Linked DNA regions of Homo sapiens: region 2 is linked to region 1. The links are chromatin loops, found by intact Hi-C in ENCODE. Cell type or tissue: PC-9. All regions are shown on one strand. Each heading gives the region's core, and the rest is flanking DNA. Links, peaks and the distances in the headings are about the cores only.

Evidence for each region. A loop is a pair of places that touch in the nucleus more often than their neighbours do. Peaks named below come from ENCODE experiments on the same cell type or tissue, not always from the same donor. Only the 100,000 strongest peaks of a DNase experiment are listed, where the experiment ranks them.
Region 2: it touches region 1 in a loop (11-fold over the local background); 1 of 110 quality-filtered maps calls a loop at or near these places.

What each region holds. Positions count from the first base shown.
Region 1 is chr2:39,546,028-39,550,430 of GRCh38, forward strand. The region is part of intron 5 of MAP4K3-DT (MAP4K3 divergent transcript); the gene reads left to right. Among named protein-coding and RNA genes, the nearest start is that of MAP4K3-DT, 110 kb to the left of the region's middle. In PC-9, for the core only: no CTCF peak of the experiment used is centred there; DNase peaks (open chromatin) are centred at 624, 1,114 and 2,034; H3K27ac peaks cover 2,404 bases.
Region 2 is chr2:39,640,114-39,644,516 of GRCh38, forward strand. No RefSeq gene overlaps it. Among named protein-coding and RNA genes, the nearest start is that of TMEM178A, 24 kb to the right of the region's middle. In PC-9, for the core only: no CTCF peak of the experiment used is centred there; a DNase peak (open chromatin) is centred at 2,428.

The sequences.
Region 1 (4,403 bases), core at 334-4,333:
GGTATAGGTGGGTGCAAGCACATATGTCTAGAAAGGCCACAGTTCAGGTTCTTTACAAATAGCACATCGTAATGTAATTGTCCCACACATTGCGGTTAGTCACAGTTTTGATCTGAAAGGTCAAATGGAACTAAAAAACAAAAACAAAACCAAGCCCGTGACCTAACACAATTCTGTTAAATGTTCTTTGACCAGGAGCATTCATACACGATGCAGTGATGTAGCCTATTACTCACAATTTATTCTTTGAACAAGGAGAGGGCAGAGAACTTGTCCTCCCTTACAACCTTGGCAGGAAAACACTAAGTCGTGCTATGCTCTTCTTAAAGTGACTTCCTGAAGAATAAAACCAAATCCAAAAACAGCACTGTGGCTCAGGCCATTTTTGTCTGGCATTACCCATATAATATTATGCTAATTCTAATCTGCAACACAGATTACATTAGCAAGATGTAGCAAGAAGCAATCAATGTTTATAAAGTGTGTTTTCTTTTTAGCCCCACCTGACACTGTGCCCCAGAGGTTGCATAAACCTGTAGGTCGAACATTAGAGATGGTTTAATATGCTGCCGGAATGCTGAAGCTCTGCATTATAGTGCTATTGTTAAGCCCAGATATTATGCAATGGCTCCCATAATTTTCCCGTACCTCATAAAGTGACTTTGTAAATATGCTTAACATTTTTTTGACCATCCCAAAGTGTATCCAGATAATAATGTGAATGCATTCCTTGTTTCACATCTAAGGTACAAATCTTTCGATTTTTTTTCTTACAGTTTAATTTTCACTGTGGTAAAGAACATATAACATGAAATTTACCACCTTAACCATTTTCATGTGAAGTCTTTAGATTTTAAAGCTAATCTGGGAAAGGGCAACTTTCACAGCTGAGGGAGTACATGCTGGTTTTATTCAAGCACTTTAAACTGTGCCTGAAACATAGTAGGCTCTCAACAAATGTATATTTTTAAATGACTGAACGAATAAAACACAATTAGGGTATACAGTGTAAAAATTCCCTGCATACTCCACCCTCACAGTAGGACAGGTTGTATGAACCAATCACCCTTTTTCTGACTTCTTTGGTAATGAATGACTCATGAGGCTTAAGTAAACTGTGTGTTTTGTGACCACAGATCAGAATTTTGTGTGCATGAAGCTAATTGGCACAAAAGTATCAAATCTGTGATTTCTAAGAGCATTTAGTACCTGCCAGATACACTTGATTAAATGGGATTGTGCTTCTTTAATCATCAGCCACTCCTCAATTCTTGTGTAATCAAACCAACCTCAAAGTGTGGGATGCTGGGACTAATATGGAGGACAGGGAAGGGGACAGGGCAGAGTCTGAGAAGGCGGGCTAGCATCAGAGAGCAGAGAGGTAGACTGAGCAGAAGGTCTCAGTTAACATGGAAACATCTCAGACAGTAGCTTTCTGTTAGAACTGCCTGAGAAGCTGTAAAAACTACCTTATTCCTGAGCCTTTTTCCAGATCAATTAAATTAAAATCTCTTGGGTGGTGGGAAGTAGCGGAGTCAAAACACAGGTATTTTAAATGCTCTATCAGGCGATTCTGAAGCGTGACCTTGATCAAGAACCCTGTTCTGGGTTGTTCAGTTAGTTCTTTATTTGAATAGAGTGAGATGGATTCAACCTGTGAAAACCAATTCAGTGGATAACAGTGGTTTCCAAACTTCTCTACACATTGGAACCATCTGGGGAGCTTCAAAAGCCACCTATGCCTGGGCCCCACCCCAGAGACTGCAATTAAGTGGGTCTGGGGTGTAGCCTGGGCTACAGAATTTTAAAAACATCCCTAGATGATTCTAGTATATAGACAGGAAAGGATAAGGTAAACATGATGCATGATGGATGCACTGGATAACAATAAGTTAACTTAAGCATACCATGAGAATGACCCTACGGTCTAAGAAGAATGTGTGTTAGGAGTTCCGAGCTCAGGAATCCGGAAGTGACCAACCTGGCGATTCATTCCTTATATATGAGGAACATCTGAACCCCCAGGCCATACAGGGGATTATTGAGGCCCTTTGTTTTTGGTTAAATGAAGGTTGCCAAGTGGAGGTTACTAAGGAAAAAGTGCTAAGTGAAAACGCGACACAAGCTGCATGCTTTTTACAAACAGTAGCAGTTCTCCTGTTCAGCCTGCTACCATTGGACCACCCCGTATGTAAGTCCCCTCAATAAACCCTCTGTCTTGTTCACTGGCTCTAGGTCTAACTCACTGGCCTCTCATACATGGTACTGTCCCTTTTGAAGTCAGTAGGGGTCGGGGATGACACATGGTTAGAAATGCAGGATCTTTAGCTCCATCCTAGGTTTACTAAACCAGAACCTGCTTTAAAAATCCTTGTGGTGGTAAAATACCCATACCAAAGTTTACCATCTTAACCATTTTAAGTATATAGTTCACTATTGTTAAGCACATTCACATTATTGTGCAACCAATCTCCAGAACACTTTTCATGTTGCAAAAGTGAAACTCTATACCCACTAAACAACATGTCCCTTTCCCTGCAGATCCTGGCAACCACCGTTCTACTTTGTCTTTATAAATCTGACTATTCCAGGTACCTATGTAAGTGAAATAATACAGTATTTGTCTTTTTGTGGCTGGCTTATTCCACTTAGCACAATATCCTCAAGGTTCATCCATGTTGTAACATGTGTCAGAATTTCTGTCCTTTTAAAGACGGAATTATATTCCATTGTATGTATATACAACAGTTTGTTTATCCCTTCACCTATTGATGTGCATTTGGGTTGCTTCCACCTCTTGGCTATTGTGAATAGTGCTGCAATAAACATGGGTATTATATCTCTTTAAGACCCTGCTTTCAATTTTTGTGTATACCCAGAAATGGAATTAAGGAATCATATGGTAATTCTATGTTTAATTTTTTGAGGAACTACCACTCTGTTTTCGATAGCAACTACACTATTTTACATTCCCATCAATAGTACACAAGGGTTCCAACTTCTCTGCATGCTCATCAACACTTCTTATTTTCTGTTAAAACAATTTTTTAAAATAGTAGCCGCCCTGCACTTTAACCAGTTCTCCAGGTGGTCATATTTGGTTGAAGTTGGGAAGCTGCTTTACAGCCCAGGCTGGTTTTCTGGCTGGCACAATGCCTCCCTCACTGCACATTCTCCCATATTTAATAGCACTGATTATGGCATTGCCTTCCCAATGTTTGTTTGGCTTTTTATTTTTACATAAATAACCACTATGACTTGAGCCTGCTCAATCTCCATTCTTTGCACTTGGGCTCAGATCTAGTGGGTTGATTTTAATCACAGCTGAGTGATGTGAGTAATTTGCCCACACATTGGGAAAGCTGAGTTCTGCTTCTGAGGTCCGAGCTGGTCCAGTCTCTACAAAGAGACGATAAAAAGGAACAGTTCAAGTAGCACAAAATAACGAAAAGGAAGCCCAACCTTTACAGTTGCAAAACAATTTTAAAAGGAATCAAGACTGGAATGCCTAGCAACATTTCTTGAAACCCCTTCCTTCTCTCCAAATCTCTCCAATCAAATCTCTCCAATCACAGTGCCCTGGAGCCTTTCCTACTTCTACTCTTCCGTCTTTTCTCTCCCCTTCCTCTCCTTCTTGGTACATCTGCCCAATCTCCCTGCATAGCAGGCCCCCTCCTTAGGTCTTTACCTTTTCATTCTCCAGGACTGCAACCCAAAGTCCTGGAAGTGTCCAGGAAAGCTGCATACTCCCCTGATGGCCAGGGAGGCACCAGCAGGCAGGGAAAGATAGCATTTACTATGTTGGAGAAAAGGTGGGGACTGGAAGCCCTTATCTGCTAATGGCTGGCTTGTGTATTTGTCTTCTCTGCTGAACTGTGAGTTTCTTGTGAACTCCTTGTCTTACCCCATGTGTATCTTTCACCATAGTCCAGTTTCTGATCCATGGTATATGTTCAGGTGTGTGTGACAGTTAACTTCTCAGTGACCCATGAAACTCAGCTTCCAGCATCACCTAAGGATTATTTGTTCCCTTCTTCCCCTGATGCCATAGAAATAAAGCTTTGGCCAGGTGCTGTGGCTCACGCCTGTAATCCTAGCACTTTGGGAGGCTGAGGTGGGTGGATCGCTTGAGTCTAGGAGTTTGAGACCAGTCTGGGCAACATGGTGAAACCTCGTTTCTACAAAAAATACAAAAATCAGCCAGGCATGGTGGCGCATGCCTGTAGTCCCAGCTATTCAGGAAGCTGAGGCGAGAGGAGCGCTTGAGCCCTGGGAGGTGGAGGCTGCAGCGAGCCACGATTGTGCTACTGCACTCCAGCCTGGGTGACAGAGTGAGACCCCGTCTCAAAAAAAAAAAAAAAAGGAAAAAAGAAAGCTTCTCAAGGGCCCCAGTTGCTCTTGCA
Region 2 (4,403 bases), core at 145-4,144, 94 kb after region 1:
TCTTTTTACCCTTTTACAGGACAGTGAGTGGCACCTGTCAGACTGGATGCAGGACCTTAAAGTTTGCAACTGGCCTGGCTTATAGTCTGGTTCACCGTGCCCATGCCTATCTGCCCTTTGCTGCCAAGGCCCTAGCAGACCGCCTGCCTGCCAGAGTCTGGGCTCTGTCCCATCTTCAGTTTAATAGAATTGATGTTACTCAATGCTCCCAGGACACATGGCATTGCTCTGTTTGGCTCTGGCCTGCTCTCAACAGAAGGGGGAAAGAAAAGAGGACTGCCAACAAGGCTATTTCCTTCCACTGCAGCCCCACTGTGCCTCCTGCTTCTTCTGAGTGATGAGCCTGAAAGATTCTGAGAATTTTTAAGTTAAAATATTTTATGTTTTCTATCATAGAACATAAGTAGTGGGGGGAAGAAATCATCTCTAATTAAAGTCAGCAAGTGTTTATCAAATGTCTAGTACTTATCAACATTACTTACATCCCTAACCTTGTTATAAAGGTCACAGAGGGAAAAATAATATAAAATGTGGTTGCAGACTTTAAGGGCATATCCAGAAGTCACTATGACTTAAAATCATCTAATGCATATAGAACTGTAACTAATATTACAAAATGGCTCATGAGTTTAGATATTTCATGACTCAAATCATGTTGACTGAAACATAAACCACACAGAGAACATTTGTTTTAGTCTCACTTTCCAGCACCAGTCTTTAAAAGAATTCTTTTTTTCAGCTTTATTGAGCTGTAATTGACAAGTCAGAATTGTACATATTCAAGATGTGCAACTTGATGTTTTGATATATGCATACGTTGTGAAACGATTACCACAATGAAACTGCTAGCATGTCTATCACCTCACATAGTTGCCATTCTCTTTTTCTTTTTATTTGTGGTAAGAACACTTAAGATCTACCATTTTAGCAAATTTAAAGTGTACACTACAGTATTAAACACAGACATCATGATGTACATTAGATCCCCAGGACCCATTCATCTTACCTAACTGAAACTTTATACCCTTTGACAAACATCTCCCTATTTCCTCCTCCTTCCCTCACCCTGTGCCCTTGGCAATCACCATTTTACTCTCTGGTTCTGTGAGTTTTATTTTAGATTCCACATGCAGGTGGGCGCTTGCAGTATTTGTCTTTCTGCATCTGGCTTATTTCACTTAGCATAATGTTTCCCAGGTCCATTCATGTTGTTGCAAATTTACTTCTTTTTATGGTTGAATAATATTCCTTTATGTATGTATACACACACAATGGAATATATATATATATACGCACACACACATATATATATTTATATCACATTTTAAAAGAATTCTAACTTTAAACTCTTTCTATGAATCCTTGAATTTACAACTAGTGATAAAATCTCACACACACACACACACACACACACACACAAACATACACATGTTCTACCTTGAATTACTACCAAGTCAAACAACCACAAAGCTGGCCAATGAATAGCTAATAACTGGTTGAATGATCAGCCCATATATTCTTTGGCAAATTGGATCAAACCACAGAAAAGTAGTCTCAGATAAAGTGAACAATATAACATAATTTACTTTCTCATAGAGAGAGGCTCTATTTAATTTTCACACCCCTGTGTCTGGTGTCCTTTCATGAAATACAGTAGTCTCCTTCTCAAAACTTCCCTGCTGGTGAAAGACATGCATTTTTTTAATGCACTCTTAATTTCTGGTATATAGGAATAAACTATGCCTCTGGGAAAGAAATGCATTGCATGGATACACTTTGTGAAGGTAAACACACAGAGGCATTCTGCTTTCTGTTAATTAATGACAGTGACGACAAGTTTTTATAGGAAACCAATTTTGCTTTTGAACACCAGGGAGATCTTTGAGCATAAGAAATATTTCAATTTAGGAAAATTATAGCACAGCCAAAAGCCCAAATGTAACAGGTGAATTATAGTTGGTCTAAAAAATTAGACACATTAGGAATTGGTCCATGAATGTTCAGTAAATACAACTAGATCCCTGAAAATATTTTCTCGAAGCTAAAGACAACTCTGAAAGTTGGGATTTGTTCCAGCATTTTCCCAGGAGGTGGAATTCAGATGCATGGGCTGGGACTGTGGGAGCTGAGAGATGCTAGAGTGGTGAGCAGCCCGCTGGGCAGAACCTTGCCTGGCTGGTGAGAGATTGATGTTCCCTGGTTCCAAATGGAGACTGAGTCTGACATATTTGCAGAGTGGAAGTTTGAGCTTCTCTTGTTTTTATTCATTACAAAGTCATTTATGAATGCACACTAACTGTGACATGACCTCGCTGGTATATTTAAAGCAACCCTAGGCTGGTGGGGTCAAAAGTTTCATTGTACACACAGATGCGGCTTGTCAGCAGGAATGCAGATTTTGGCAGGGTTAGAGGCAATGGATGTGAGGGCTGAGTCACCCTGCAGAGCATGCCAGATAACCCCTCCCCAACCCACACAATGGGTTCTATTCTAGTGCCATTCCTAACTGCACGATCTATACTGTATCTGTCTTGGATTTGTGTGCGATTGTCTGCATAGAGGCATAGTTGGTGACAAAAGAATGATGAAAATCAGAACAGTTACTTAAAGTGAAAACACCAAAGTCTGGGTTCTCTGAGCTCTCTCGCAGGTGTTTACTCTTTGACTTCTAAAATCAGTTCCACAGAAATACTCAAGTGTCCACAAATACACACATACAAAGAAGTTAATTACAGCATGGTATAGAAGAATGACAAATTGGCTGGGTGCGGTGGCTCACGTCTGTAATTCCAGCACTTTGGGAGGCTGAGGCAGGTGGGTCAGTTGAGCCCAGTTTTAGACCAGCCTGGGCAACATGGCAAAACCCCATCTCCACAAAAAATACAGAAATTAGCCAGACATGGTGGTGCACACCTGTGGTTCCAGCTACTGGGGAGGCTGAGGTGGGAGGATCACCTGAGCCCAGGTGGTTGAGGCTGCAGTGAGCCATGATCAAGCCACTGCACTCCAGCCTGGGTGACAAAGTGAGACCCTGCCTCAAATAAATAAATAAATAAATAAATAAAGACAAATTGGAAACAACATAAATCGGAGGGGGTCATAAATTATGACAGGGGTCCCCAACCCCCAGGCCATGGACCAGTACTGGTCCGTGGCCTGTTAGGAACTGTCCATAGAGTAGGAAGTGACCTGCGGCAGGCCAGCATTACCGCCTGAGCTCAGATCAGCGGCAGGCATTAGATTCTCATAGGAGCGTGAACCCTATTGTGAACTGCACACGCAAGGGATCTAGGTTGCACGCTCCTTATGAGAATCTAATAATGCCTAATGATCTGTCACTGTCTCCCATCACCTCCAGATGGTACCGTCTAGTTGCAGGAAAACAAGCTCAGGACTCCCACTGATTCTACGTTATGGTGAGTATGAAATAATGATAGAAATAAAGTGCACAATAAATGTAATGTGTTTGAATCATCCTGAACCCCCGCCCCCTGTCCTGTGTAAAAATTGTCTTCCACAAAACTGGTACCTAGTGTCAAAAAGATGGGGAAGTGATGAATTATGATACATTTTTGCAATGGAGTATTATGTAGCTGTGAAAAACAGCCAGGCAGCTTTATATGGATAAAAATGCCCATCACAGATTGCTAAGGAAAACATCAAATGGCATATATATGTATATGTGTGTGTGTATATATAAAATCTCATTTCTGTGTTTTAAAAAACCATGTGTGTGAACCAGGGTTACAGTGTTACCTTTGGAAAGTGGAGTTAGACCAGGTAAAAGAAGGACCAGCACTTTGTTTTTTGTTTTGTTTTGTTTTGTTTTGTTTTTGAGACAGAGTCTCGCTCTTGGCCCAGGATGGAGTGCAGTGGCGTGATCTTGGCTCACTGCAACCTCCACCTCCCAGGTTCAAGTGATTCTCATGCCTCAGCCTTCCGAGTAGCTGGGATTGCAGCCAACCGCCACCACGCTTGGCTAATTTTTGTACTTTTAGTAGAGACAGGCATTCACCATGTTGGCCAGGCTGGTCTCGAACTCCTGACCTCAGGTGATCTGCCCGCCTCGGCCTCCCAAAGTGCTGGGATTACAGGCGTGAGCCACCAGACCCGGCCAGGACCAGCACTTTGGCTTCCTACATTTCTGTAGTACTAGAAAGTTTGCAATTAATATATATTACTTCTGCAACTAAATATACATTTGAAAAAAGGAGATTAAATAACTACAAAGTTTCAGTCAAAATTCCCAGAGTAATCCTGGGATTACATAACAGCCAAAAAGCACAAATCCACAGCTAGAGACAGAGGTTCTATGGTAGCTCTAGGCTGTTGGATGAAACATTTCATCATCAAAGTATAAAGTCATGTGTTGCTTAAAAACTGGGATATATTCTGAGAAACGC